2 separate regions of the Homo sapiens genome follow, and region 1 is linked to region 2. A link is a loop called in an ENCODE intact Hi-C map of the cell type or tissue named here. Cell type or tissue: GM12878. All regions are shown on one strand. Each heading gives the region's core, and the rest is flanking DNA. Links, peaks and the distances in the headings are about the cores only.

Region 1 (15,475 bases), core at 2,616-10,615, 440 kb after region 2:
AGAAGCATCCACCTGTAGGATACGAGTCAGAGACATTTATCTGGCCCCCCTCATTTCCCCGTAGGTTGAAGGCTATCTCTGAGAGCAACCTTTGAACTATGCTTGTCCTTGGTCTGAGCAGGCTTCTATGGCATTGCATCAGAAAAGGCCTTTTGGCAGAAAGCAGAAAGATGGGTGACATGCCCTTGATGCCCTCAACCTGAGGGTAGTCTGAGCTCATGTGGATTTTTGCTAAGGCTGAAATTCAAGGTGTCCAGGGTGATGTGCTATGAAACACCGAGGTATCTGCCACAAAGTCAGGATAGGAAAATTTACTAAAATTGGAGTTAAAGGTCTGAGTTCCAGACCATAATTATACTAAGCAACCATGGCCAAGGCACTTAGCTTGCAGATTTAATTCTCTCATATATAAAATGAGGATAACATTATTAGGTGACATTTTTGTGGAAGATACAAAGCCAGGGACAGTGAGTCACAAGGAGAGGTGAACTGGCTGGCTGTCAAGGGGCCTCCGGAGGAGGTGTTACCATGGGGCATTTGCCATAACCTATGGCGACTAGGGTTTTCTGTATTCTCAGAGTGGCATCTTCTTTCAAGACAAGGCTTGTAACCAAATTTGTAAAGATTGACCTATAAATCAGCATAAAAGTTTATTACTTTAGAATGATAAATGTGAAAGTCACTGAGCATGAACAGTGCTATTCTTTGGCTAGGCCATACTGTCTTTGAAGGCAAGGAATTTTGGAAGTTCAAAGTCAGAAAGTTATTAAGTGAGAATAGGATCCAAATAAAGATAATTAGTTATGTGGTTGAATTTTGGAGCACCAGGGTAAGGGTAGCCTGATGTATCGTTTTCTATTACAGGAATATTCCTCTCCCTTGAATAGGCATCAGCTTCTCTGACTTGTCCAGTGATTTTTTTTATAAAGTAATTATTTATTATAAAGTCATTATAATGACTGAGGTATTGGCAAATATCTTCAAACTTGTCTTATGCGTGTCTGGGATTCAACTGACTTATAAATCAACTTTGCATGTCTCTATCACTATGCATTGTATTGATTTTGCAGTGCAACTCTCAGAGGGAAAGGGTTTTTTTTCTTTTTTCTCTTTTTTTTTTTTAACCAAACTCTTCAGGGGACAACTCATCCACTATACTGCCTGACAGGGTTATTGTAGAGATTAAAGGACATTGTTAAACTGATAAATACTGTGAGTTACTCTTGACATTATTAGATCATGGACTCCAGTAGGCAGTAATGGGCTCTGGTAAGTAGAAGAAAAGAGTTTTATAACCAATGAAATAGAAAAGTATTCTTAAACATTTTTTTTCATTGAAGAGTTAAAGGACTTTTGTAATCATGAATAAAAGAGGTTGTGTTATTTTTTCATTAGCCGAATACTGCACTTAAAACTAGACTACTGTTGATCAAATTATAAACTGATATCCAAAGCACTGTGACGGATTTTATTAGGAATTGTCAAATACAGTGAAGGGGGAAACGACATGTATAAGTCTGGGTTTATGGAACATAAAATATAATTTTTAACCTATTGGAGATAGACTAATTTTTAAAAGCTCAGTGTAAGAGGAACATTACTAACCTGGAAACTGGGAGACTAGAGCACTTGCCTTGTTCTGCTGACTAAAGAGCTGTATGACTTTGGCCAATTGTCTCATGGGAACTCAAGTTTTCTCAACAGTAAAAAGAGGACTAGTTTAGCTAATTCTATGTGCATTTTAGCTCTAAAACTTTCTGAAACAAGTAAAGATTCTTGCGGGTAGGAGCAATAGGAGTCAGATAACTTTAAAAAAGTGTGAATATTTTAGAGGAAAGTAAGAGATGGGAAGAGCTTCAATTGTTGTAAAAGGGAAATTGCTAACCTGTATTCCAGAAAGTTGCAGTCTAACATTTTCAATTTTCTGACACTAAAATACAGAGATAATACTTGAAGAAAAGTTCATAGGAAGTCCCTAATTATGGTGACCAGCCATCCAAGTTTGCCTGGCACTAAGAAATTTCTCAGAAAGCAGGACTTCCTCTATTAAATTGGGGAAAGTCCTGAGCAAAACAGGATGAATCAGTTTCTTCCTTACTCCTAACATGCAGTCTGTGTTATTTCAGTATAGCTTCCAAACTGCCCCCTATGATGATGGCAGCCAAGTGGTAAGAAAAGTTGCTACTAATAAACTTTAAACCCTACAAATGGTGCTTCTGAAAGGCATATAATACTTAGGTGATGAATAGAGTTTTAAAGTCACAAGCTGGGGAATGTGCATAAAGGAAAGCAGACTAAGAGACAAGAGGCTAGAAACAAGCTTTTTTCCCAGTGTTCTGTATCCAGTAATTTGTTCATTCATATCTTCAGTGTTGTGAGTATACCCTCTGTGTGAAATTCAGTGCTTGTTGCTGGAAATGAAAACAAATGAACAAAAAATTCATCTCTCATGAAATTTATTTTAATCTACCTTGTTGTTATTAAATGTCTCTTCCCATTCGTCTTCCAGAGCACTGTCCTGTAAGTACTCACACATCTCGGTTCTGAGTCCAGGGCCTAGTACTTGGCAGGCACTTGATAACTATTTATTGAATTGAATTTCTGTTGTTCCCTTTGTTCTTCTACCTTTTAAAAAAGAAACTCTCTTTTCCCTTCTTTGTCTCAAATAATTCCACTAATATTTTTTCTCCAGGACTCAAAGCACTTGGCTAACATTTTCTGAAATCTTTATAGCCTGTCTCTGAAATAGGTAAGAAGTACAGTGATAGCAATTGTACCTATCACTGGCTATGGTCTCTCTTGGTTCTCTTATATCCTATTACTGATGGTTCATTTGAGCTTCCACAGAAGGTCAAGACACAGTTTAATAGTTCTCATGGCTCATTTTGGGCATCTGCAGGGCAGCAGACTCAGAAAAATATGTGGACTTCAAAGGTACTTATCAGAGGAAATTCAGATCAAAGCAAATAGCACGGTAAATACACCTAGTGTGGGGCTCATGTTCTACAGCACAGGGCCTATAAAGGTCTCCTGAGGACGTAAGCCAGAAACAGCCACCTGGAGTTGTAATTTTCCAGTCCTTCTGGAGATTTAGGTGAGGTCATTGCTGTGGATTCCATTTTGAAGTTTGGCAGCAGGAAGTGATCTTGGGATTTAACTCTGTCCGAGTGTCACTACACTGAAAATAGGACAGAATAATAAGACATTTATGACAAGGCTATTTGCTTTTTGCATAATGTATGGAATTGAAAAGCTAAAAATATTACTAAATTTAAAAAATCCCTAATTAATTCCTATCACATTCCAGGGAGAAGATGAGGGTTACGCTAGTTTTTCTTTTTTTATAGAAAGGACAATTGGATTTTTTAAGTAACTATTAAGGTTCACACATCAAATTAACAGCAATATACTCACATAGACATCTAATGTGACCACCACAAAACATTTCTTGGTATCAATGGGTTGTGCATGTTTGAAACTATCTAAATTGTTGGACTTCGCTCAGATTCTAGGATTACAAGCCGTATAGTAGGTGTGCTGTTTAATTTAATTTAATTATCTTCAATCAGTGTGACCTGGTATTTGCATTATTAATAGCCTTTATGTTTAGATCTGTCTGGTTGCTCCAATTTAGACAGACAATTTGTGAGTAGATACGCCTTTCTGCAATTGGATAAACTCCTGCACATGGGTAAGAAATGTCTTAAATTTGGAAATAAGCAATTGGAAAATTAGTTATCTTGTTAACAAGGCAGCCAGTCCTTCCTTAAGTGTGTGTTTACATGCATCTGAGTGTCTGTCTGTCTGTGTGTTATCTACCTGATTTTATTACAGATCATCAGTAACTCTTAAAAAAGAAAAAAAAAACAGAACTGTTTATAATTCTGCAGGGTCTTGATAAGAAAAATGCAGTAGGAAGGAGTTAGCTCAGTTAGTAATTCTCTTTCACTACACTTTGGAGATATACATAATTAAAACAAGTCTGTCTGTCTATCTGTCACCTACCTGTCTATCTATCTATCCATCTATCTATAATCTATCTGTCAATCAAGGAGTTAATATATTCATGTGGTTCAAAAATCACAAAGCAAGGCCAGGTGTAGTGGTTCATGCCTGTAATCTCAGCACTTTGGGAGGCTGAGACGGGTGGATCACTTGAGGTCAGCAGTTTGAGACCAGCCAGCCAACATGGTCAACCGCCCCCGCCCGGCATCGCTACTAAAGTTACAAAACTCAGCTGGGCATGGTGGTGCGTGCCTGTAGTCCCAGCTATTCAGGAGGCTGAGGCACGAGAATCTCTTGAGCCCAGGAGGTGGAGGTTGTAGTGAGCTAAAGTGGCGCCACTGCACTCCAGCCTGGGCAACAGAGAGAGACTCTGTCTAAAAAAAAACAAAAAACAAAAACAAAAAAAACTCACAAAGTATAAAATAAAGTTCATAGTTACAAGTCTCTCTCCTATTTCTTGTTACCCCTCTGCCAAGACACTGCAGTCATACATAATGATTCTTCTTAATTTCTTGCGTCCAGATTTTCAGTTTAAAAAATTTATTTAAAAGCCAATTAAAATATGGCTTCTTTCCTTCTTTCTTTTACAAAAAGGTAACATATTACAGACACTCTTTTGCAGTTTCTTCACCTAACAAAGTGCTGTGTAATGGTGATCTTGCCTTAGCAGCACATAGACAGCTTCCTCTTTTTTACCTAGCTTCATGGTACTTCATTTTATAGGTGAATGTTTTTCAAATTTTAATATATATCAAAGTTACATAGAGGGCTTGTTAAAATACAGATTGCTGAGCTCTACCCTCAAGTGTGAGAATTTGCATTTCTGATAAATTCCCGGGAGATGCTGATGCTGTTAGTCTGAGGACCATACTTTGAGAACCACTGCTCTAGATATATTATAATATGTTTAGCCTGATGATAGACAACAGAGATTTCTCCAACCTTTTGCTACTACAAACTATGAAGGAATGAATATTCTTATTCATATAACCTTTCAAACTAGTATAGGAGTTTTTGTAGGATAAATTTCTAAAAGTGGATTTTCTGGTCCAAGTGTTACATATATTTGTAATCTTGATACAAATTTCCACTATAGTGTCAAATTGGTGGTGATTCCAATGTACACTTCTACCAACAATATATAAAAGTGCCTATTATACCATACCAAAAAAGCTTATTATAAAAACTATATCTGCCAGTCTAATAGATAAAAAATGGTTTTAATTTGCATTTACCTTTTCATGTAATGGAGAATTATTTGTATTTGTTTTTTGAAATTTACTTTCTGGAGTAAGTTTCCTAATTTTTCTAGAATTCCAGTTTCTTTATTTGTAAAATGAGAATATTGGTAATTTTTAGGAGTTAGGCAGTTCAAACTGCTGTGGCCTCAGGACTTTATTTTTGGTCCCAAGTAAGTGAATGAATTCTACTTCATCTCATTACACAATTTCATTTATTTGTCCATTTATTTACTCATTAATCATTCAGTATCTATAATATGCTAAGTACAGGACATAAAGAGATGTAAACCTTATTTTTGAGGCATTTACTGTCTACTAGAGGAGACCAACATGCAAATGGTTATGTTACAATAAAATGATGGCTGTTAGGATGGAGAAAAGAGACAGAAACAAGGGGATGCAGGTCAAAAGCAACACAGGTTTATTGGACGAAGAAACCTGTGGAGGGGGACACCAGCTATGTGGCTGGAGCTCGAGCTCCTTTTACAGACTGGGGCAGTTACAGGTCTAGCTGGGAGAGGTGGAATTGTTGCAAAATGGGATGGGCGGTGTGGTTAGCTGCTGATAAGGGAAGAATTTCCTATGGCCAGGCAGTTGGGCCTGAGACCTGCCCGACAATGTGTTTCCCACTGCTGGGAAATTTCCACTCTGGCCAGGGTGTACAAAACGGTGGGAGGTTGACAAAATGGCGCAGCTTGGGCTAACAATGGCTGTAACAAAGGTCCCTACAAAGCCCGGGGAAATGAAAACCTAATTGTCTCTGGGGGAATCAGGGAAAGCCTCATGCAAAAGATAGCTTTCAAGTGACACTTAATGATAAGGAGGCGTCTGCCAGGTGGACAAGTGGAGGAGGGTATCCAAGGCAGAAGAACAGCTTATGCAAAACCAAAGCAGCATGGGGAAATATGGGTATTCAGGGAACTAATGTAACATTGATTCTTGAACAGAAGGGATGGGAGAAGGGCAACTCTGGTTTTCTAGTTCCCATTTGGGGTGGGAAAATGGTCTCAATTCCTTCAAATTGGCTCGTTCCAAACCCCAGACTATAATATAAATGTTTCCCTCCTATTTCCAGTAACCAATTTTCTCTCTATTAGATCTCTCATCTAGTCCTCTTTTGACCATGGCATTTGTGGTTTGAACTCTTCTTTGTCTCAAATGAAGATTTATTTGAGGCCTTGCTGCATGAGCTTGCCAATTTAATGTTCCATCCTCTGCCACATAATTCTTAATGAGAGAGTCAGAGGTTAATAGAAAAATAACATAGAAAGGAATATATCTTATGCTATAATTTTAAGAGTGTATATTCTCAAGGACTATTTGTGCAAATGGGGAGATGCTCAGAACATATTATACAGAAAAGAGAGAGGATGCACAATGTCTAATGATAAAGCAAGAGTTGTGTTTGTTATTTTTCATATATAAATCAGTCTATCAATCATCTATCTTATTTATTTGGCTATAAAATTCTATATTTTTTAAAATTAATATATTCTGATATATTTCTACATTATTAAAACTCTTCATAGACAACACATTTAGGCTGCCTTGACTGTCATCCTTGCACCATTTGGTGGATGACCACAACTTGGTTCTTTATTCTTCTATTTTTAGACATTTGGGTTTGTGCATTTTATTCATATAAGCAGAGATAAAAGAAAGAAATTATTAACAAAGTTTGTCTTAGTCCATTTTCTGAGCTGCACACAGGTCTACTTGGGCCACAGCTGGGGTGGCTGAGGAGCACTGTGCTGAAATGCAGAGAGCAAGGTGGCCCTGGTCAGTAGAAGGTGCCCTCAGCCATATCCTGAAACCATTCTGCCCTTTTGGAGCTCTAGGCCCATTATGAGAGGAGCAGCCTTGAAGATCTCCACAATACCTTTGAGGTTATTCTCCCATTGTCTTGATGAATGACATCTGGCTTCTCTCCAGTTATACTAATCCCCTCATCGAAAGGTTGCTTGGCCACACCATTGCATGCTTTACATTCTTTTTGTGGACAGGCTACAAATTTTTCAAATATTTATATTCTGTTTCCCTTTTAATTATAAATTCCATCTTTAAATACTTTCTCTTTTCTCTCATTTCACTGTATATAATTAAAAGAAGCCATGCAGCACTTTCAATATTTTGCTCAGAAATTTCTTCTGCCAGATATCCTAGTTCATTGCTCTAAAGTTCTGCTTTCCATAAAGCCCTTGGGCATGAACAATTCAGCCAAGTTCTTGGCTATTTTTTTTTTTTTTTAACAAGAATGGCCTGTACTCCAGTTTCCAATACCTTGTTTCTGTTCCTCATTTTTGTGTGAGACCTTATCAGAATTGCCTTTACCATTCATACTTTGGCCAGCTTCCTGGTCACAATGACTTAGTAATGTCTAAGAAGTTTCAGACTTTCCCTACATTGCCTGTTTTCTTCTGAGCCCTCACTAGAATGATACTTAAAGCTCTGTTTATGACAAAATAGGCTTTTTCTAGCCTGCTCCTCCAAATTCTTCCAGCCTCTGCCTATTACCTAGTTCCAAAGTTGCTTAACACATTTTCAGGTATTTGTTAAAGCAACAGCCCACTTCTCCTGCACCAATTTTCTGTCTTAGTCTGTTTTGTGCTGCTGTAAGAGAATACTGCAGACTGGGTAATTAATAAAGAACATAAATTTATTGGTTCACAGTTCTGGAGGCTGGGAAGTCCAATATCAAGGTGCTGGCATCTGGTGAGGGCCTACTTGCTGTGTCCTAATGTGGCAGAAGGCATTACATGGCCAAAGGGCAAAGTGGGTGAGAAACAGCAAGTGGAGGATGAAACTACTCCTGTAATAATGAACTCATTTCCATGATGATGACATTAGTCCATTTGTAAGGGCGGAGCCTTTATGACCTACACACTTCTTAAAGGTCTCACTTTTTAATACTATTACAATGGCAACTAAATTTTAACATGAGTTTTGGAGGGGATAAACATGCAAACCATAACTGAATTTATCTTGGATAATGGGTTAATGGGCAAAGATGATCTCTGTAGTTAATTAAGAAAAGCCAAAAAAAGCCTGGTATAAGAAAGATATTTTGGCTATAGAAGCATCAATGAATAATGGAAACAGTGATATTTCTCATCTATTTAGCATTGTACCAGCATCGTGTTAAGAGTCTAATGTGTTTTAGATTTGGGCTGCTTAGTTCTCCAAAGACCACACTATGAAATCTATGCTATTATCAACTTAAACTTCAGCCCCTCTACCCAGTCCTTCCACCCTAGGTTTGGGGGAGCATGCACTGAAAGCCCCAACCCTCTAATTATACCTTGGTCTATCTAGTGACCAGCCTCCCTTCTGAGGCTATCTAGGAAGCCCCAGCTACCAATCATCTCATTAACATACACAACATACTCTTATGACACTGAAGATTCCAAGAGTTTTAGGTTCTATAAGTCAGGAAACTGGACAAAGAAAAAATACATACAGTCATGTGTTCCTTAAGGATGGGGATACATTCCGAGAAATGTGTTGTTAGGTGATTCTTCATTGTGCAAACATCATAGAGTGTACTCACACAAACCTCAATGGTATAGCCTACTTCACAGCTAGGTTCTATGGTATGGACTATTGCTCCTAGGCTACAAACCTGTATAGCATGTTACTATACTAAATTCTACAGGCAACTTTAACACGATGATAAGTATTTGTGTATCTAAATATATCTCAACATAGAAAAGGTACAGTAAAAATATGCTGTAGAAGATACAAAAAATGGTACACTTGTCTAGGGCATTTACTATGAATGAAGCTTGCAGGACTGGAAGTTATTCTGAGTGAGTCAGTGAGGGAGTGGTGAGTGAATGTGAAGGCCTAGGACATTACTGTACACTACTGTGGACTTTATAAACACTGTCCACTTAGGCTACACTAAATGTATTTTTTAAAATTTTCTTTTTTAATATTAAACTTAGCTTTCTGAAACATTTTTACTTTATAAACTTTTAAGTTTTTAAAAAACTTTTTGTTTCTTTTGTTATAACACTTAGCTTAAAACACAAATACATTGTACAGCTGTACAGAAATTTTTCTTTATATTTGTATTCTATAAGCTTTTTTTAAATTTTTTAATTTTTAGAAAACTTTTTAACATTTTTTGTTAGAAACTAAGCCATAAACATACACACTATCCTAGGCCTACACAGGGTCAGGATCACCAATATCACTGTCTTCCACCTCCACACCTTGTCTCACTGGAAGGTCTTTTGGTATAATAGCATATATGGAGCTGTCATTTCCTATGATAACAGTGCCTTCTTCTGTAATACCTCCTGAAGGACCTGCTTGAGGCTGTTTTACATCTAACTTTTTAAAAACCATAAGTAGAAGGAGTATACTGTAAGATAACAATAAAAAGTATACTGTAGCAAATACATAAACCAGTAACATAGTCACTTATTATTAATTACTGTACATAATTGTATGCACTAGACTTTTATATGACTGGCAGCACAGATTTGTTTACACCAGTATCACTACAAATATGTGAGGAGTGTGTTGTGCTATCATTTTATGACAGCTATGATATCACTAGGCAACAGGAAATTTTTGCTTTATTACAGTCTTATGGGACCACCATTAAATATGCAGTTCATCACCAAAATGTCATTAGACAGAGGATGATTGTGTTTCACAGTATCACAACTACCTTTCCCCAGGTGACTTAGATAAGACTCAGAGATGAACCCCTTGTTTACCCAGGACAAGGTCATGTACAGAACCTCCAAATTTTCATTCTTTATCTCACAAATGATTAGCTAAAATATTTTTCCCTATTGACCAAACTGAGAACATGCCCATTAATTTGACTTGACCAAATTTTGATCAGGGTTCTCTCCTTCCCCCAGACCCTGAACTTTGGCCTACCCTTGAGCACTGGAACATGAAACAACCCCTGCTTAATTGACCTTCCTGAGAATCAGCTTACTTCAGGAAAACTCATTCCCTGATCAACTGTTGAATCAGGCCATGCATCGATCCCATGTCTCCACAACTGGTTCTTTCTAGTGTTATTTACTCCTCCTTAGAAAAGAAACACCCCTTTCTGCCAGACCTTTGGGATTCTTGCAGATCTCATAATCAGAGCATTCTTCCTATTGCAATAGTTCTCCCTCCTTATGCAATAGTCCTTCTCCCCTTATTGCAATAATCTTTAAATAAGGTCTTTTCTTACCTAAGTCTGGATTTTTATTTTTAATATACTTTCTCTAGAGCAGTTTTGGGTTCATGGCAAAATTGAATGGAAAGTACAGAGATTTCTAGTATAGTTCCTGTCCCCACACAGGTATAGAAGCTTCTCACATTATCCACATCCCCCACCAGAGTGGTACATTTATACCACTTGATGAACCCACATTTACACATCTTCACCCAAAGTCCATAGTTTATATTAGGGTTCACTGTTGGTGTTGTACATTCTATGTGTTTGAAAAAATGTATAGTGACCAAATAAGTCCATAGTTTTACCTTTTCCAGTATATAATATATTTGGAATCATACAGTATGTAGTTTTTTCCCATTTGCTTCTTTCATGAGTAATATGCATTTAAGTTTCATCCATATATTTTCATGGCTTGATAACTCATTTCTCTTTAGTGCTGAATAATATTCCATTGTCTGGGTGTAGTAGAGTTTATTCATCCATTCACTTACTGAAGGGCATCTTGGCTATTTCCAAGTTTTGACAATTATGAATAAAGCTGCTATAAACATCCATGTGCAGGTTTTTCTGTGAACATAAGTTTTCAATTCCTTTGGGTAAATACCAAGAAGCATAATTGCTGAATTGTATGATAAGAGTATGTTTAGTTTTGTAAGAAACCACCAAACTGTCTTCCAAAATGGTTATACCATTTTGCATTTCCACCATCACTGAGAGTTTCTGTTGCTCCACATCCTCGTCAGCATTTGATGTTGCCAGTGTTCTGGATTATGGACATTCTAATAGGTGTATAGTAGTAACTTATATTGTTTTAATTTGCATTTTCCTGATAACATATGATGTGGAGCATTTTTTCATATGCTTATTTACCACCTGTAAATCTTTGATGAGGTGCCTGTTAAGGTATTTGGCCATTTAAAAAATCAGATTGTTTGAGTTCTTTGTTGAGTTTTAAGAGTTATTTGTATATTTTGGACAACAGTCTTTTATCAGATATGTCTTTTGCAACTATTTAATTCCAGCCTGTGGCTTGTCTTTGCATTTTCTTGATGAATTTGTTTTTCACTTGATAGATTTTTTAGAAAAAAATTGTAAAAAACTTTGAAATGGCAAAACAAAAAAGATTGTCTTGCTAGTGCACTTTTCAGAATTATCTTTTTTTCATTGTCTTTGAGCTAATTTGCCATGTTGTAAGCTTTAGAATACCAATAATCATGGTTCTTCTCCTTAGAAATGCAAATAAACTGCATCCAAAATGTAATTGATTATTGCCCAAGGATAGATAGACCCGTGTGCTTCCACTTGTAAAATTCAATTTAGTATTCTTTATTGCCTAGATGTGTATGGTTCTTTGAATTATCTTTTGAACTGGTTATAACATCTTACTGGTTCTCTCATTAATTAATGCATTAAATAAAATCTTTGATACATATTTATTTTTGTATTCATTTGTATAAGCATCATGATTCTACCTTTTTTAAAAAAATTCTTTAACATATAGAGAAGTTGGTATACCTTGGGCTACAGAGGTAGTGGAGAATTGTCTCAGATACAGGACTCTTGGGCCACAAATCAAATGCTCTTGCTTGCCATGTTATACTTGGAAGCAAAAAGTTAAAATAGAGAAGCAGAAGCATGTTGCCTATTAGGACCAATGTGCGAATAGTTAAAGCCATTGTTTACTATGAGGAACTCCAATTGAAAATAAAAATGAATAAATAAGTTCATTTAGAAAAAGCTGAAAACCTACATTTCACCTAGAGTAGGTTCTGCCAAAAAGCCTCTACTAGCATTTGGGAATCAAAGCAATTAGCAGAGAAATTAGGCTGCTCTTCTGGGCTTAAGGACATTCCCAAAGCTAACTCTGATTATGGAATTCTTAATTAACATTCTGAGAGGGTGGTCACATGGGGCTCTGTGCCCAGGGTGCCTTAGCAGTTGCTTTGTTTGAACGAAGTCCCCTAGTGTTAACAGTTGGATATCTGCAGATTAAGCGCAGACAATACTTGGACAGACAATTGAAAAAGTAATTTTTTGATGCTTTCCCCAGCTGCTGCTGAAAGATTAGCTGGGATGTTATCCAGGTTCCTTCACTGTAGCTGATAAAACTTTCTGAGAGAAGCACATGAGTTTCTACATTATTGTTGATTTAGCTGAGGAAAGAAGTTAGAAACACATTTGCACTTCTTTTATGGGTCGTGAGTCAACTAATCTAGATTTTGCTTGCTAGACATTGCTCCTGTTGGGAGGAAACACATTACTATATACAGACAATCGGTTAAAAGGAAACTATACGGCTGGGCGCGGTGGCTCACGCCTGTAATCCCAGCACTCTGGGAAGCCGAGGTGGGTGGATCACGAGGTCAGGAGATCGAGACCATCCTGGCTAACATGATGAAACCCCGTCTCTACTAAAAATACAAAAGAAAAAAAAATTAGCCAGGCATAGTGGCGGGCGCCTGTAGTCCCAGCTACTTGGGAGGCTGAGGCAGGAGAATGGCGTGAACTTGGGAGGCGGAGCTTGCAGTGAGATCCTGCCATTGCATTCCAGCCTGGGCGACAGAGCAAGACTCCGTCTCAAAAAAAAAAAAAAAAAAAAAAGGAAACTATACAAAGTGGTTATTCTATTTGTCTTTCTGTCATCCATTCTACTTCATCCCATTTTTGTGGCCACTATGATTCATGTCTCCTGCACTGGATTGTGAACAGGCAAAGCTCCTTGGGGTTACCCGGTTTCCTTTGCCACAAAGGATGGAGATTTCTGACCTGGGCAGATTTTAGTGTGCAGATGATACTCCCTTTGGTTACAGTGGTTGTTTGGGGGTGGACTAATTAGAGTAAAGCTTAGAGTTTTTGTTCATTAATTATGGAAAACCCTATCTTCTTGTATGTTGGGTATGTTTGAAAAAGAACTGTAGCCCCACTTTCTGCTGGCAGTGCTCTTATGTCCATAAGAAAAGCCATCTTGAAGATCAAGTGGATCCAGAGAGGACTGCCTCAAAGAATCACAGAGAAAAGAAATTGGAGCTGTAATGAAATTGCTCTGAAGGCCCATTCAACCTCTAGATTTTTCAGTAACTTGAACCTGTAAATTCCTCTTACTGTCTGAATCAAGTTGATTTGGGTTTTCTGTCACTTGCAACGGAGGCAGGCTTCTTACCACCAAACGTTGGATTTTTCTGTAGTCCCAATTGCTTCCTACTCATTATATGGGGCTCTAGTAACTGTGCAGAGGGGATTTTAGAACATGACCCTGGCTTGAGTCTCATCCTTGGGGAATAGCTGGGATTATGTTCACTAATCCCCCCTGGGAGCTCTTAGAAACTATTCAATTTTAGGAGCTTTTCACCTTTTCCAGACCCAGCAGTTAGAGGTATAATTTTTGACAGACTTCTTGTTGCCTTCCAAGAAAATGAAACGTCTGAGGAGAAAATGAGATCAGCCCCAATCTGGAAAAGCTGGAGATCTCTGGACAGATAGTGTTTCATGGAACTTTCCCTGTGAAACACAATTCTACAGGTTGGTAGGAGATTATTCTCTTATTTGTGTGTCTTTAAGACTACAGGAGTCTTAAAGCCTACTGCACCGTAAACTCTCTAAAGAGCAGGAACCATGCTTGTTTCATTCCCTGTTGTGTCCCTGGTGCCTAACATAGTGTCTGGCCCCTAGGAAGCATTTGGTAATTATCTAATTATAATAAGCGTTCAATAATTAGAAGGACAAACAAATGAGGAAAAGTCCAATGCTACAGAGTGTTTGGTGGGTTTCTTTTTATACTATACCAGTAAGGGGTTTTCATTTCAGATCCGTGATTATAGTTATAGGTTGCAGGGTTTTTCTGTTTTTTTTTTTTTTTTTTTTTTTTTTTTGAGACAGAGTCTCACTCCGTCGCCCAGGCGGGAGTGCAGTGGTGCAGTGGCGCCATCTCAGCTTACTGCAAGCTCCGCCTCCCAGGTTCACGCCATTCTCCTGCCTCAGCCTCCCGAATAGCTGGGACTACAGGCGCCTGCCACCACGCCTGGATAATTTATATATATTTTTTAGTAGAGATGGGGTTTCACTGTGTTAGCCAAGATGGTCTCCATCTCCTGACCTCGTGGTCCGCCCGCCTTGGCCTCCCAAAGTGCTGGGATTACAGGCATGAGCCACCGCCTGGCCAGTTGCAGGGTTTTTCTAAATTAAATTTAGTGTAAATTTTATTTCCTCCCTGAATTTTTTGTTTAACCTATTCTTTCCTCTAAGTTAAAAAAACACCCATCATCTGAATTTCTCTAAGAAGAAAGTTGTTTCATTTGTAATGGTTGAACAAATGTTGGGTTGATGAAATCTCTCTGTGTCATGGGTAAAGAAATGAACAGTATACAGATACCCAAAGAACTATGTCACATTGTTTTTTTTTTTTTTTTTGAATCATGAAATAACTTGCAGAGTCATCCATGTTTTTGGGCAGTCTCTATGCTTTTGATATTACTGATTCAGTAGCAGAAAGCTGAGCATAGTAAATATAGAGGAAAGAAAAATGCCACTGCTAGCTCCTTTTTTCGTTATAAGATATTAATTGAAATATTAACTTTTTCCATAGGTAAAGGGACAGAAACCATTAATTCAATTCTGCTAACTTCCAGGGAAGACTAGATAAGAACCATTCAATTACAGGTTGCTTATTTATCTAATTCTCTTGGCAGGATTTGCTTTTGGTGAAACAAATCACCTGTTGAAGAAAAAAAAAGCCATTTAAGTGATTAAAATCTACTTCAACTAATTTCCTCTTTAACCTATTTGTAAGCCAGCAAGAGCTGATAATTGTAATGAATAGTTCTTCTGGGAAGCTTTAATTGACATTTGGATCTCATTAGACTTTGAAAAACTTCTGCCATCTTATTCTTTTAGAGCTCTTTTGCTGGGATTACAGTGTTCAAGATAGTCTTCAGTGCATGGAATTTAATGATGAGCTTTGAAGCTTCAGGGTTTGGAACTCAGCTCTGCCATTCCTAGCTGTGTGAACCAGGTCAATTCTTAATTTTGTTTTAAACTCAGT
Region 2 (15,475 bases), core at 4,725-12,724:
ATAGGTCATAAATTCTAGCTAATGTACACATATGAGCACCCTGGTAAGTTTCAAATCAAGGTTTTCTCCATTTCTCTCCTTCACTCAGATATCACATAATTTCTTCTATGGCTTCGGTGACATACAGATACTGGGTTGTAGAAACACAATTTTCACTGAGAAAATTGCTCTGAGATAACTGCTCTCAGAGCTAAGAATTGGCTTATTTCCTAAATTTGGTGGGAGCTATGAAATCTTGTATGCCTTGTTACATCTTTGACTTCCTAAAATTGAAGCTCAGCCCGCTGAGTCACTTCAGTTAAGTGACTATGAGTTTAAGAGCCAGGATGGACCTATGGTCTTCCCAGTGAGAAGCAGCTCAAGACGCAGCTGCTTAAAGGAAACACACCTCTCCCCAGGTCTTCCAAACACCTTGGCTGAAACTAGGCAGAAGCAGAAAAAAGGGAGAGAGAATTTCCTTGGATTTTTAACTCACTGGACACTAGATAATTTGATTTCAGTCTTGAATTACTTTGAATTTTATCTTCAGATTTTAACTGGCAAGGAAATTTAACATTTGGGTATTATTTATTCCTGTGAATTTGACACTAGAAAGTTTATTCAAATTTTATCATCTTCATGTTTATCATCTTTATGTTGGCATTTTATTACCAGAGTATCTCAATGCTATTATTTATTCTCATTGTAGAATTCTCATTGTAGAATCCCTTATACGCTATGTTGGACCACATGACTGGGCATAAGTTGGAATGAGAAATAGAATAAAATGATAACTTTTTTATTTGTCAATGGAGTTTCCTTGACATTGAAAACGTACAGTTCTGACCCATTTTATAGGCTACCAGGGACAAAATATAAAGAACCCACCAGTGGTAGGAGGAGGATACACAAAGGAACCTCAATTGGTACTTTTAGAGTAGATTTAGGAAAGTGAATCAGGACCATCCTGAAAGATGGCTTATCTCCTCCCTTAAGGGCAACGGCCCCATGCCTGCTTGACCATAGTTTGATGACTTAAGCCAAACGTGTTAAGAAAGCATGAGTTTAGAGATCATTTGGAAAAGATTGCTTATTCCCCAAACCTTATAATGTTTTCTTTTGTCTTGTTTTTGCTGTCTTAAAAGCTTTCAATTTGTGGTTTTTAATATATGGAAAGAGCTCCTCTAGCTGTATTCTTCATTTGTTCTTTTAAAGAATTAATTTTTAAAAGACAAGTAATTTTTTAATAGAAAAGGAAATGTAAGGAAGTCAAGATCGCTTTTTTTTTTTCTTAAAATTTTTCACCTGTAGCGGGCGCGGTGGCTCACACCTGTAATCCCAGCACTTTGGGAGGCTGAGGCAGGCAGATCACAAGGTCAGTAGATCGAGACCAGCCTGGCTAATATGGTGAAACTCCGTCTCTACGAAAAATTAGCCTGACATGGTGGCACGCGCCTGTAGTCCCAGCTACTCAGGAGGCTGAGGCAGGAGAATCGCTTCAACCCAGGAGGCAGAGGTTGCAGTGAGCCAACACTGCGCCACTGCACTCCAGTCTGGGTGACAGAGTGAGACTCCATCTCAAAAAAAAAAAAAATTCACCTGTAGTTCCATGCACAAGATCTAGCTTTTAGTCCACTACATAAACATGAATCTCCTTACTCTTGGTGTGTTACTACATTTTGATCACCTGTGACAGAAATTGCAGTTCAAATTGGCTTAACCAACAAAGAAAATTAAACTTGGCATCACAAATCACACTATGAATTCAGACGGCCAACTAAAATATATGGAATTCTTAGGCCTACAAAACTTCTAATATCATTCTGAACTGTCTTTGCTGAGGCTGAATGTTAACTCTTCAATCACTTGTCAAGCTCTTAGGTGCTTTATGGAAAACAATAAATTTTAAAATCCAAAATCTAATTTATTAGCAACACATACAGGCATATGAGTCTTACCACTGTGAACTCTAACATAATATCTAAAACCAGAATGGATTCAACATTTTAGATAAACACAGAGTTAATAATTCTTTTGCTTGAATGAATGAAGTCCAAAAATATCACATGAGTGTTTTACACTTGATCCGGTCTGCATGCCGTAGCTCATCTAGAACATTTCTGATGTTCTCAACACAAACTTCTCCTCTGTGATGCTTTTTTGATGCAAGATTCCATACATTTTCAAATTCTTCATCAGACAGTTTGACACCAATGTTACACAATATCTCTGCAATCTAGAAAAAGGCATTTAAAATAGACCATGATTTATATGTTTTAAAACTTGTAATGAAAAATATCTTTATAACATCTAAGACTATGGATATTTTTCCAAAAAAGTATGTGTGAAAAGTATGTGTGTGTATGTATTTGTGTGTGTGCATGTGCTTGTATATATACATAATGAGAAAATATCAAAATTCTAATACTGTCAGCTCAGGAATAATTTTGTTATTATAATATGAGGGTGTTCAAATACACTAGCCAATATATAAAGTTATTTTCAACTTTAAATGTCTCATTATTTTAAGGAGAGGTAGCAAAATTTAAGTAAAAAGAGTGAAAAAAATAAAGAAGACTTGCTAGGTTTGAGTTCCATTTCAGTCATTTATTGTCATTTTGGTCTTGTGTATGTCACCTAAGCCACTTGAACATTAGTTTCATTTATTTATTTATTTATTTATTTATTTATTTATTTTTGAGACAGAGTCTCACTCTGTTGCCCAGGCTGGAGTGCAGTGGTGTGATCTTGGCTCACTGCAGCCTCTGCCTCCTGGGTACAAGCGATTCTTCTGCCTCAGCCTCCTGAGTAGCTGGGATTACAGGTGTGTGCCACCACACCTGGCCAATTTTTTTGTATTTGTAGTAGAGATGAAGTTTCACCATGCTGGCCAGGCTGGTCTTGAACTCCTGACCTCAAATGATCCACCCATCTCGGCCTCCCAAAGTGCTGGGATTACAGGCATGAGCCTCTAGGCATGGCCAAGTTTTGTATTCTTTAAAATACAAACATTTATAAAATGTATCTAACTGGCCTGTTGGAACTTTAACTATGTGTGCAAATGGCAGATAGTGTACCCATGATTAAGAGAGGACACTAAAAGCCAAGCACACTGAAAACCAGCAACCTTTGGTTACAAATAATCTCTCTACAGTGATAATTATTAAAACAGATGAAGGCGGGGAAAAACATGCTTCTTATGTCTTAAGAAAAATATAGGAAAGGAAAGTAAGAACTAGTAGCGGGAAGAAACAATAGAATGAGTAGTGGGAATAAAGTATGTGAAAACAAAATTTTAAAATGAAACTAAATTTAAAAGAAGCATTTACTATGAAGCATTCAGAAAAAAAAAACAAAAAGGGAAATGAAAAGGTTAGAAGCGAATAGCCAAAGAAATAAAATAGTTGCAGAATACATCTATTAAACAGAATCTCAACAATTAAAAAATCCCCTAGAAATGATGTACCCTTGTGGGAAATTAGTGTAATTAAATACAAATTAAGTACTATTCAAATACAAATCAAATTCTGAAATTCAGAAGAGCAGAGCTGCTAGCAACTGCAGCTATAAAGCAAAAACACAATACCCCTATGCATAGCTGCTATTTTCCCCACCCACTGGTAGTTTAAAAAGGCCCCTGCAGAGTGAGCTCAGGAATGGTTTGAGTCAGTCTTGAGCATCCCAGACCTTCTCCCCTGCTTCCTTCCCCACTCCTTGGAGGCTTTGCTCCAGTGGTTTGGCATTCTATCAGTAGTATGCTGACTACCTAACATGTCTACTGAAATCTATCCATCCTCAAGTCAACATTATTATTCCAAGCAGGTCTTTGACTTCTTACTTTTTGTCTAGAATTGTGGGATAAAAGATGACTTCCTAGTTAAAAGGATGACTTCCTTTAGGGGTTATGAAACAAGCAGGAGATTTCTGTTTCTTTTGGAAACCCTAAAGTTCTATTTCATAGGCCTTTCAGAGTGATTGAGGAAAGTGAAAACACAATCTGGAGGTTTTCTTCTTTGACCCACAGGAAGGATACCAAGTTCCTCCTTTGGGGCCAGTAAGAAAGCATCAGCCTCTGTCTCTTCTTCCTCTCTGTCCTGCGTCCGTGTGAAAGAATTGCTGGGATGCATCTGCCATTAATTCGGTTAGTATTTAATACATTTCCAAGCCATCAACCCTTCATCTGAAGTCCGAAAAGACATCGTATGTCTTTTCCTTTATCATTTCTAGCTCCAGCTATGAAGGTTCTGAAGAAGCAAGTACTCCCTGAATTATACCTGCTTTCCATAAGCACAGATGTAGACAGGCTAGTCTAACTGAGCACTGCTATCAATCTCTGGCCCTCAGCACCCCAGTGGCTATTCAGACCTAGCTGGTTTTATAACCCTAGCTTTATAACTCATCTAGGAAGAGGAACATCTCAGATGTGGGCATCATGTTTTCTGAGTCAAAAATAAATAAATAAATAAATAAATAAATAAATAAATAAATAAATAATTAAATAAGACAGATGTATTACCTTACCTGTGTTGTGGCAACAAGACAGAATATTTTAAATCAATGCTTGTCACAGATAATCTGAGACATATGATACCAGTGGACAAGAAGGGTAGCAAAGTGACCATCCTCATGCCCACTCTTAGTTCTAGAGGCCCAAGGCCATCAGGATGCTTACATAAGGAAGGGGTTGATCCTGTTCCTTTTCTCAACTAGAATAGTATTAAATGTTTTAGAAAAATATTTTTCTTCTTTACGTGGACCATATTGAATGTAAAATATGAATTTGCTCTTTCTGTCACAGCATAAATTCTACCTCAAGAATTGTACCAGATGTCACAACCAAGTTGAGGATTATTCATCAAGAATCCTATACTTGGGGATCCTGTAGACTTTTGTAAATATAAAAATTCAAGTTTTTAAAATTCTAAAATAGTAGTTGTTGATAGAGAAAACATTTCCATTTTTGTATGCTTATATGCTATACCTCTTCTTTTGATCTGGTCTTGAAGAAGTCTCTTTCAAACACTCCTTTCCGGGCAAAAATGGTAGGATATAGTAGTGAATATGCACTACCTTCTTCACCATAATTAGTTCTGTCACTGATGCGACGAATTCGGGGAGCAGGAATGTCAGATCGAATGGTTGGAACACCACAAATGGGGTAACCTAGGTCATTGATGAGGGAAGAAAACAGACATTCTAAAACAAAGCTGTGTAACACAGTAGCCACCAGTCACATGTGCATACTGAGCACTTAAAATGTAGCTAGGAAGAATTTTGGTGTATTCCAAATGTAAAATTCAAACATTTTAGTAAAAAAAGGAAAATATTTAATAATTGTTATATTGATTAGTTATTGAAATGATAATATTTTGAATATATATCGTATTAAAATTAATTTCACCTGTTTCTTTTTTTAACATGACTTTTTTTTCTTTTTCTTTTTCTTTTTTGAGACAGGGTCTCACTCTGTCACCCAGGCTAGAATGCAGTGGCATGATCACAGCTCACTGCAGCCTTGAACTCCTGGACTCAAGTGATCCTCCCACCTCAGCCTCCCAGGTTGCTGAGACTACAGGCGTTTGCCATCATGCCCAGCTAATTTTTGTATTTTTTGCAGAGACAGGGTCTCACTATGTTGCCCAGGCTGGTCTTGAACTCCTCACCTCAATTGATCCTCCCACCTTGGCCTCCCAAGATTCTGGGATTATGGGCATGAGCCACCATGCCCAGCCTGGTTTTCTTTAATGCTAAAAAGTTTGTAAATACATAGATGACTTCAATTTTATTTCTATTGGACAACACAGTCTAACGAGAGTAACAAGATTTCATTACTCTAGAATGTATAGCATGTCTATAAAAATCCAGTTGAGAAAAATATGTAAATCCTCAATCATGTCCTTATTCCAAGGATGTGATCTTGATCAACATAAAATAGTTTTTCTATATCACCAATATTCATCATGCTTCATATTGATATATGGATGTTATAGGTTGAATTGTCTCCTCCCAAAATTTAGATGGTGAAGTCCTAACCTCCACTAACTCAGAGTGTGACCCTATTTGGAAATAAGGTCTTTTCAGGTATAATTAATTAAGATAAGGTCATACTGGAGTATGGTGGGCCCCTAACCTAATATGGCTAGAGTTCTTGTAAAATGGAGAAATTTGGACACAGACATGAAAATGGGGAGAACACCACGTGAAGATGAAGGCAGAGATCAGGGTGATGCTGAAGAAGCCAAGTGGTGCCAAAGACTGCCAGCAAATCATCAGAAACTAGGGAAGAGGCATGGACAGATTCTCCTTTACAATCCACCAGAGGAACCAATCCTGCTGACACCTTGCACGTCAAGCCTCCAGAACTGTGAGACAATAAAATTCTATTAAGACACCAGTTTGTGGTACTTTGATACAGCAGCCCCAGCAAACTAACACATGGGGAATGAATATGCAGAGAAATGTTATGTAAAAGCTCTTTAAATATTTGAAGGCAGATATGTATGGAGCTAAGAATCATATGGTTTTAAAATCGTCTAATATTAATACTTGGTGGAGTCTGAATTACTACAATGTATAACATTCAATGTTCTGATCTATAATGGTTTCCATTTCATTAATATATAAAGAATCATTTTACTTTGGTCATCATTGGCAATTCCGTTCAATCAACATTTATATGTGGGCCTCTCCTCCCCAGGTGGTTAGAATATGAATTAAATGCAAGGTACAAAGCTTTGGGAAACTTAATCTAACGGAGAAAGGCAGGGGACAATGCAAGGACAGACAGAGGACAGTTTGTTGATGCTTTTAAAACTTGACAAATAAGTGACATACAAGTAGAAGGAATGGCTCCTACAATTGCATTGATCTCAGAAGAAGTTGTCTTATAGTAGTTGGAAACTTTATCACTTGGTCTCAGAAGTGTCCGGAGAGTCTTTTCTGTGCTTCCTGCTTCTTTTAAGACAATATCTTCTGGCTTTATGAGGAGAGTTTGTTCAGGTTCTTCAACATTAGCCTCAGTAGGGTTTACACAATCTGGTTTTCTACCTTTAAGGAAAATAAATGAAAGAAAAAATGCAGGAATACATTACTACTTAGTGCTTGCTGCTCTGTAACAGGATAAGTTTTCCCATCTAGTCTCTTCTTGCTAATGGAAACAGCTGGCATGACCCCTCCACTGACCCAACACCCAACTGTGGAAGAGTAAGTTCAGGCCAATGTCATATGCCAGGAAATCTGAACATGGCCTAATGTTTTCTTCTGCTACTCCACTCACTTTATTCTAGAATAAAGCTTTGAAATATGAGAGACCAAATGTAAACACAGAATCCATTCATTTCTTTTCTTAAAAAAAAAAAAAAAAAATAGAGCGGCCAGGCACGGTGGCTCACGCCTGTAATCCCAGCACTTTGGGAGGCTGAGGTGGACAGATCACCTGAGGTCAGGAGTTCGAGACCAGCCTGGCCAACATGATGAAACCCCGTCTCTATTAAAAATATAAAAGTTAGTCAGGCATGGTGGCAGGCGCCTGTAACCCCAGCTACTCAGGAGGCTGAGACAGGAGAATCACTTGAATCAGGGAGGCAATGGTTGCAGTGAGCCGAGATCGCGCCATTGCACTCCAGCCTGGAGGAAAACAGTGAGACTTCGTCTCAAAAAAAAAAAAAAAGCGTATTTTAATATTTAACTTGAACTACAGAGTTTTTCCTAGCACTATGCACTAGGGAGAAATAAGACAAGACATGCTTGTAGTGGAAAATTCCACATCTACTTGACTGGGGGGAGCATGCACTACAACATCAAGAGAGATGATAAGAACTCACTGTGAGCTCAAGAACTGTTTCTACAACTAACTCCTGACAAGTCAGTGTACAAAAGAAAACCCTGAGATAGAACTGAAGTTGTAAGACTGTCCTCTTTTGCAGATTGCTTTGCTGAGCCAATTCTGAAATTTAGGAATAAATTCCTGCAATCTTTTTCAGATCTGGTTACTACATATATACCACTAGAGAGCGCTGTGGTGTTCCCATCTTTAGAAAAATTCTAAAGGTTCTGGGGGAGCCCAAGTAAGGGTTGCAAAGGCAAGTGACCTGCTGGTATTAGAGAAGGGTGGATACCGTGGCAAACTAGAAAAGACTTACGTCTCTGAAGAACGCATTCCTCCCCGCAACCCCACCTCTCCCCACACTCAGTTCCTGCCAATTGCTGCTCTGAAAATTCTCAGGCCCACTGTTCCAGATCCTCTAACCCTCCACCTCACCAAAAGTAGAAATCTGGACAAAGTTTGAAAAAGAATTTCTCAAAAAATTGGAAGATTACTTACCCACTTTTCTCCAAAAGTCAACAGTAAGATAGAATTTGGTATCAGAAAAATTTTGGCAGAACATTCCTGGGCCCCCTCTAGACCTACTGACTACAAACTTGACAGTTTCTACCCTAAAATCATAGAAGATGAAAATCCTTAAAAACTCCATTTAAAATGGCTGAAGAAATCAGCATCCAAAAACCAGAAACAATTTGAAGAATTATCTGGTCTGAAATAAGCTTTTGCTTTCTACCACTACTTCATGAGTTGTGCCAAGAAGGAAGCTCTGTCACCCCTGTTTATGAAAGGGTTGGAGTAGAGCTGTTTTCTATAAAAAGCTTCATTAGGTAGGGAAGATTCTGATGCTTTCCTAGTGGATAGAATAGAAAGGCTAACCCATAAGGGCTCGCATCATCAAGAGAGACCAAAATTTGGTTTTGACTTCACAGAAAGGCATGACCCAAGAATAAAAGTGAAAATAGTAGTATCTCCACTTTTTAGAAGAGAGACATCCCGAGAGAAAATAAAAATGTAAATATCTTTTTAAAAAGCTGAACCTCTAATAATTAAGATACAAAAATTAAGGTAGGCTGGATGCAGTGGCTCATGCCTGTAATCCCAGCATATTGGGAGTCTGAGGAGGGAGGATCCCTCAAGCCAGGAGTTCACAACCAGCCTGGGCAACACAGCCACTCAAGAGGCTGAGGCAGGTGAATCACTTGAGCCCAGGAGTTCAAGGCTGCAATGAGCTATGATTGCACCACTGCACTCCAGCCTGGGCAAACAGAGTGAGACACTGTCTCAAAAAAAAAAAAAAAAAAAAAAAAAAAGCAAGGCAAATGAGGTATTATTATAAACCAACTAAAGTACAACAATGTAAGAATTTTTGTTTGAAATAACACTCAATGGTAGTGAGATTGGAGTAAAACCTCACAGACTTAGCTGATAAAATTGCAAATCAGTAAAATCATTTAGAAAAGCAAAATGAAAATAGAGTTACTTCTGAGACAATAATAACATTCATAAGAAATGAGAAATAAAAAGCTTTTTGAGATATGATCATTATAGCATTGTGCATATTACTTTTAAAATATCTAGAAACAGCCTAAATTTCATAGAGTGAAGAAATGGTTTAGTAAATCATAATATATCAGCATGAGGGAACTGAAATGTAGTTCATAGAAACCAAAAAAGCATTTCTTCATTCCTTAGAAATATGAAAGCTGGCTGGGCATGTTGGCTCTTGTCGGTCATCCTAGCACTTTGGGAGGCCAAGACAGGAGGATCACTTGAGGCCAGGAGTTCGAGACCAGCCTGGGCAACATGGTGAAACCCTGTCTCTGCTAAAAATACAAAAAATTAGCCAGGCATGGTGGCACACACCTGCCATAATCCCAGCTACTCTGGAGGCTGAGGCACGAGAATCACTTGAACCCGGCAGGTAGAGATTGCAGTGAGCCAAGATCACACCACTGCACTCCAGCCTGGGCAACAGAGCAAGACCCTATCAAAAAAAAAAAAAAAAAAAGGAAGAAGAGAAATGCGAAAGTTAAATTTTAAAAAGCCTTATATAGTATGTTCAGTGTTATTTTAGACATGCTTAAAATATATACATATACACATATGTATATATGTATATCTATATATGTAATGATACAGAAAGATAAAATGTAGGCCAGAGGTATCCAACCATTTGGCTTCCCTGGACCTCACTGGAAGAAGACTTATCTTGGGCCACACATAAAGTACACTAACACTAAGGACAGCTGATGAGCTTAAAAACAAAATGTCGCAAAAAAATCTCATAGCGTTTTAAGAAAGTTTACAAATTTGTGTTGGGCAGCATTCAAAGCTGTCTTGAACCAAGGGTTGGACAAGCTTGATGTAAACATTATAACATTTGAATCAAAAGTAAAGATTATGCTGTTTTTCCTTTTTATACAAAATTTTTAAAATCTAATTTTATGTCAAATTGTGTGTTTCCTGGGAAAGGGAATTAACTACTCAGATAATCGTTTTTAAACAGGTTTCTGAGAAACTGTCTTTTATATTTTGAGCTTCAGTGTAAGTTTTGTGCTTTTAATTTTTTTGAATAAATAATACATGGTTCCAAACTCAAAAGATACAAAAATATAGATTAAAAAGTGAATCTCATTGCCACCCTGTCCCTCAGCCATCCAACTGCCTCTTCCTGGAAATAATAAATATTATTGATTCTTTCCTACACTACTACAGATATTCCATGCATAAACAAGCAAATAAAAACCATGTATAAATGTATATTTTTATTTTTCATATAATATTAAAGTTGAATATAGCTGAGCTCTTAGAAAAATTAAAATACAGAAGTCCATTTAAGAATTCAGCAAATGGCTAAGCATGCTGGCTCACACCAATAATCCCAGCACTTTGGGAGGCCAAAGCAAGAGAATCCCTTGAACCCAGGAGTTCAAGGGCAAGTAGGACCAGCCTGGGCAACATAGTGAGACCTCGTCTGTATTAAAAATAATAATAATAAATTTTAAAATTTAAAAAAATAATAATTCATCAAACCTTCAAAAATTAAATACCTTTAATAATGACCCTCTCTTCATACTCTTTAAGAAGCATTTTGTCTTTCCAGTTAAGAAAATTTGCGAATTCCAGATAGTTAATGAAGCCATCATTATCCACATCACAGTAGTCAAATAGCTGGTCCAGGAGCTTGTCATCTAAACTCAAGTTGGCCTGGTCACAAGCTTCCTGCAGCTCGTCTTTATCTATCATCCCATCTCCCTTCTGTTATACAGGAAGCAAAAGAACATAAAATGGGAGTTGTCTTCAAGAGCAGAGTAGGCAACATTATTTAGTTTAAGAAAAAAGAAATAGCTTCATCACATAAATTCAAATTTGTCTCAATTTTCACAGAAGAGGAGTCAAATACGCTGGTTAGACCGTGGTAGAGCATTATTACCATGATATGGGCTTGACATTTCATATGACCAATAGGTGTGTACTTTTGACAGCTCTCTACAATTTTTATCCTTACAAAGTTTTTAATACCTTCTGTGTTTTAACCTGGCAATAAATGGCCCTTCATTTCATTGCCTGTTATTAAGGAGAAATTGGGGAGATAGTTGCAGGACAAGTTCACGGAGGTGGGTTCAAAGACAGTGGTCTGGTTTTCATAACACTCCTATGGGCAAGAGGGAAATGCTACCAATCTGATGGTCAGCCCCATTGAAACAAGTAACACTAAGATTCATCCTGGTAAGTAGGGGGAGGAGGGTGGAGGGAAAAAGTCTCACCTCCTTTCAGACAGCAGTTAAAGACAGAAGTACCTACACTGAGTATGAACAGAGGGAAATGTATAAGGGCTCTCAGCAGAAACTGGCTGATTCACTTGGGAGATGAAGGGGCAGAGCACACAATGTTCGTTAAGGAAGAATGTCAACAGCTGGGACATCTTAGCACTCAGTCCCTCCTGCAGTCTATCAAGCCAACCTTAAATCCATTCAGAGATGATGGCAAAGGTCCCAGTTTTCTTGTTTGTTTCTGCAGTGAATTCTTCCTGCTATAAGGGAGCTTTGGCCCCCTCAGAGAGACTTCCCTGAGAGGAAATAACTCCCAAGAGGAATCATAAATGAGTCACTGCGTAGTATTTAAGCTCTTACTGCCCAGGACTGGATTTACAATGCTGATGGAGGCAATCCCCTGGAGAACGAGAAACTGACTCGATGAATTATAAATTCTTGCAGTCAGACCCACAGCCCTGGAAAACTTCCCTACTTAACCCTTGTATTCAAACAGAATGAGAACTTAAAATATATGATCTTGACAATACAGCTGCAAATGCCCTGGATTAAAGCAGACTCCTTTATAAAAGTCTCTACTACAGGCCAGGCACGGTGGCTCATGCCTGTAATCCCAGCACTTTGGGAGCCTGACCAACACGGAGAAATCCCGTCTCTACTGAAAATACAAAATTAGCCAGCGTGGTGGCACATGCCTGTAATCCCAGCTACTCGGGAGGCTGAGGCAGGAGAATCGCTTGAATCCAGGAGGCCGAGGTTGCAGTGAGCCGAGACTGCGCCATTGCACTCCAGACTGGGCAACAAGAGTGAAATTCCATCTCAAAAACAAACAAAAGTCTCTACTACAACCAAAAATGCAAACCCACACTCATCCTAGCTGAAAAGCAATGCGGGATGTGGCTGTTGAATCAAGAGAGCCCCAAAACTGAAACAGATGCTGTCAACGATAAATTACCGCCTAATATGCAGGGCTTTGTGTGCACTGAAAACACTGGTGGTTTGTTTCATGGAGCTACCATGCCACCACCATGCCACTCAAAATCAAAGTAAATATTTCTTACTTACTAGTGCAAAGCCATTCTCTCCCTCTGCACCCTTAATCCCTCCCTCCCCCAAGCCCTGATCTCATCCGCTTTAGGGAGAAAGATGATTAGAAGTAGGACCAAGGGCTCCAGGTCTTCAAGAGGGATGCATCTGTTCAGTGGGGTGAGATTCTCACATTTTTATGGTTTGGATACAGTTCCCAAAGTCATCATCATAGTCAGTCCTGGGAGAGGATGGTAGGGAAGGATGTCCGAATTCAGTTAATGGGGTTTGGGCACAGTTTGCAGAGAAGAATTAAAGATAACCATGTATTATTGCTACGGCTTCCAAGCCTGAATATTTAATTGGTATTGATGCTTTCCATGTCTGTAGAGTGAATGTTCATATGTGACAGAGGGGATTATCCTGATCAAGAAGAGCCATGTATAGACAATTGTTATTACCTTTGGGACCCCATAACCCTAATGACTCCTTTGAGTTACAAGTCTATAACTGGTGGTTTTGCCAATTAGAGCCTCTGGAAAAGAAAGGCAACCTTCACTTGGAGGTGCACCGTGAAGTTTAGGACTTATTGCCTCCCTAACATAATTACCAGGTAGACCTCTTTTGAAAAGCAGCTATTAGCCTGTCACTGAGCTCTTCTGGAAACTGAACACTGGACCCATGGAGGCCTTCTGACTCTCCAGCCAATAATCATTTTGAGGCCGGCCAACTTGGACTAAATGACTAACAAAATGAAAAAGGAGCAAACAAGCCTCATATGTCAAATGGAAATGGCATATTCAAGAATGCAGCCAGCCCAACCCCAGTAACATCTCAGCTTTACGTGTAAAAGAGTAGCAATATTTTTGTTGTTGTTATTGCTGCTGCTGCTGAGACAGGCTATCAATCAGTTGTGCAGGCTGGAATGCAGTGGCACAATCATAGTTCACTGCAGCCTCAAACTCCTGGGCTCAGGTGATCCTCCTGCCTCAGCCTACTGAGTAGCTGGCACTACCACTCCTGGCTAACTATTTGTGTTTACTTGTAGAGATGGAGTCTCACTATGTTACCCAGGCTGGTTTCAAACTCCCAGCCTCAAACTATCCTCCTGCCTCAGCCTCCCAAAATGCTAGAATTGTAGGTGTGAGCCACCACACTCAGCTGAGAAGTGATCCTTTAGAAAAAAAAAATTATTCACCACTCTGTCACCTGAAGCAAAGCCACTGGCTCAAGAGGACCCTCAATTCACAGAACCTCCTCTAAATGCCTGGGCCTGTTTCACTTATAGTCTGGCTGAGCTGAAACCTGGTGGTCTTCACTGAGCTAAACTAAAGGCCATTCTCATGGCTCTGGCAAATACTCCCCTTGATAAACCTGTTATATTTTTACTGACTCTTGGGCTGTTGACTGTGGCCTACCTATTTGGTTGGCCACTTGGAAAACAATAAAATAGCAGATTAAAGACACCCCTTTAAGGGACTGCAAACTATAGGACAAAAATTATGGCTACTGATTGAACTATCTGGGTAGTTCATGTAGATACTCACCATAAGCATGGGAATGATTGGAATCAAGCTGCTGATCAAGCCTGAACCATCCAGATTGCCAACATTGCTGCCTGTACATACATGGCAACACACCCCCATTACACACAGAGCACAAGGTAAAGAACTCCATGTTTCTAATGCAGAAGCCACCACTACATGCCAAACTTGTGACTGCCAGAAGTTGACTCATTTGTCTTACGGTGAGAGAGGACACATCACACATAGGGATCTCCCTCATGCTCCTGACAGACTGACTACAGTGAACCTCTGACCCCTCCCTCCTCAGAGCTATTGGTGGTGCCACACCAATATTGACACTTATTCAAGTTATGGAATTGCCATTCCAGTCCAATCATATGGGTCTAGTCCCAACAGTAGGGCCCATAAAGTTAAGTTAATCTGGGTTGTGCGTTTTGCTTTCTGGAACATTTTCAGTCTGTCAATGGGGTGCACCCTATAGCACAAAAGCTATTCAGCAATGAGCTATTAGTCAAGGTATTCAATGAAGCTTTCTTACTCCCTACCGTCCATTGTCATATGGTATTATTGTGCATTGGAATGGCCTTCTCAAAAACTGTCTACTTCTCTCACCAGCTCCTGGTGCCCACATCTTAGTAAAGCTGTTTGGTCACTCAATGCAGCTGTCCCCAGAAAGGACTCATTCTATCTCAGCTGCTTCCTGAATAATAATCAGAATAAAAGGGGCAGGGGTTATAAAGACTTATTTTGAAAATTGGTGTTACTTCCATGACCATTCCTGGACATGGTGCAACAGCACCATGCAACAGCAATCCCGGGCCAGTAGGGTTGGTCCGCCCTTTTGGTAGCAACCAGGCATAAAAAGGATTCTAGGAGGTTCAAATTTAATTCTATTTCAGCCTCCTGATTTTCTTGTTGGGTTTACATAATCCTTGATCATAAGGATAATAACCACTTGGTTGAGTATACTTCTCAAAAATCAGTGTGAGAGCTGGGAGCAGTAGCTCACATCTGTAATCCCAGCAACATGGGAGGCTGAGGCAGGAGGATCACTTGAGGCTCAGAGTTCAAGCCTGCAGTGAGCTATGATGGTGCCACTGCACTCCAACCTGGGCAACAGAGTGAGAATCTCATCTCTAAAATAAAATAAAATAAAATAAAATAAAATAATATAAAATCAGTATGTTCCATCCCAGTAGCTATAACTTCACCTTTTTCCCAATCATATTCTCTATTTTCTTTTTTTTTTTTTAGATGGAGTCTCGCTTTGTTGCCCAGGCTAGAGCGCAGTGGTGTGATCTCAGCTCACTGCAACCTCTGCCTCCCAAGTTCAAGCAATCTCCTGC

Evidence for each region. A loop is a pair of places that touch in the nucleus more often than their neighbours do. Peaks named below come from ENCODE experiments on the same cell type or tissue, not always from the same donor. Only the 100,000 strongest peaks of a DNase experiment are listed, where the experiment ranks them.
Region 1: a loop joins it to region 2, with 2.0 times the contacts of the local background. A loop is called at or near these places in 3 of 110 quality-filtered maps.

Annotation. Positions count from the first base shown.
Region 1 is chr3:20,317,702-20,333,176 of GRCh38, forward strand. No RefSeq gene overlaps it. Among named protein-coding and RNA genes, the nearest start is that of SGO1, 140 kb to the left of the region's middle. In GM12878, for the core only: no CTCF peak of the experiment used is centred there; a DNase peak (open chromatin) is centred at 7,590.
Region 2 is chr3:19,877,590-19,893,064 of GRCh38, forward strand. It overlaps EFHB (EF-hand domain family member B), which reads right to left. Exons shown (of 13, transcript NM_144715.4): 10 at 10,855-11,062; 11 at 6,814-7,026; 12 at 4,961-5,142; 13 at 1,883-2,215. The coding sequence ends at 2,042. Among named protein-coding and RNA genes, the nearest start is that of EFHB, 49 kb to the right of the region's middle. RefSeq lists an enhancer at 9,469-9,638. In GM12878, for the core only: a CTCF peak has its summit at 7,972 (motif pointing right); no DNase peak of the experiment used is centred there.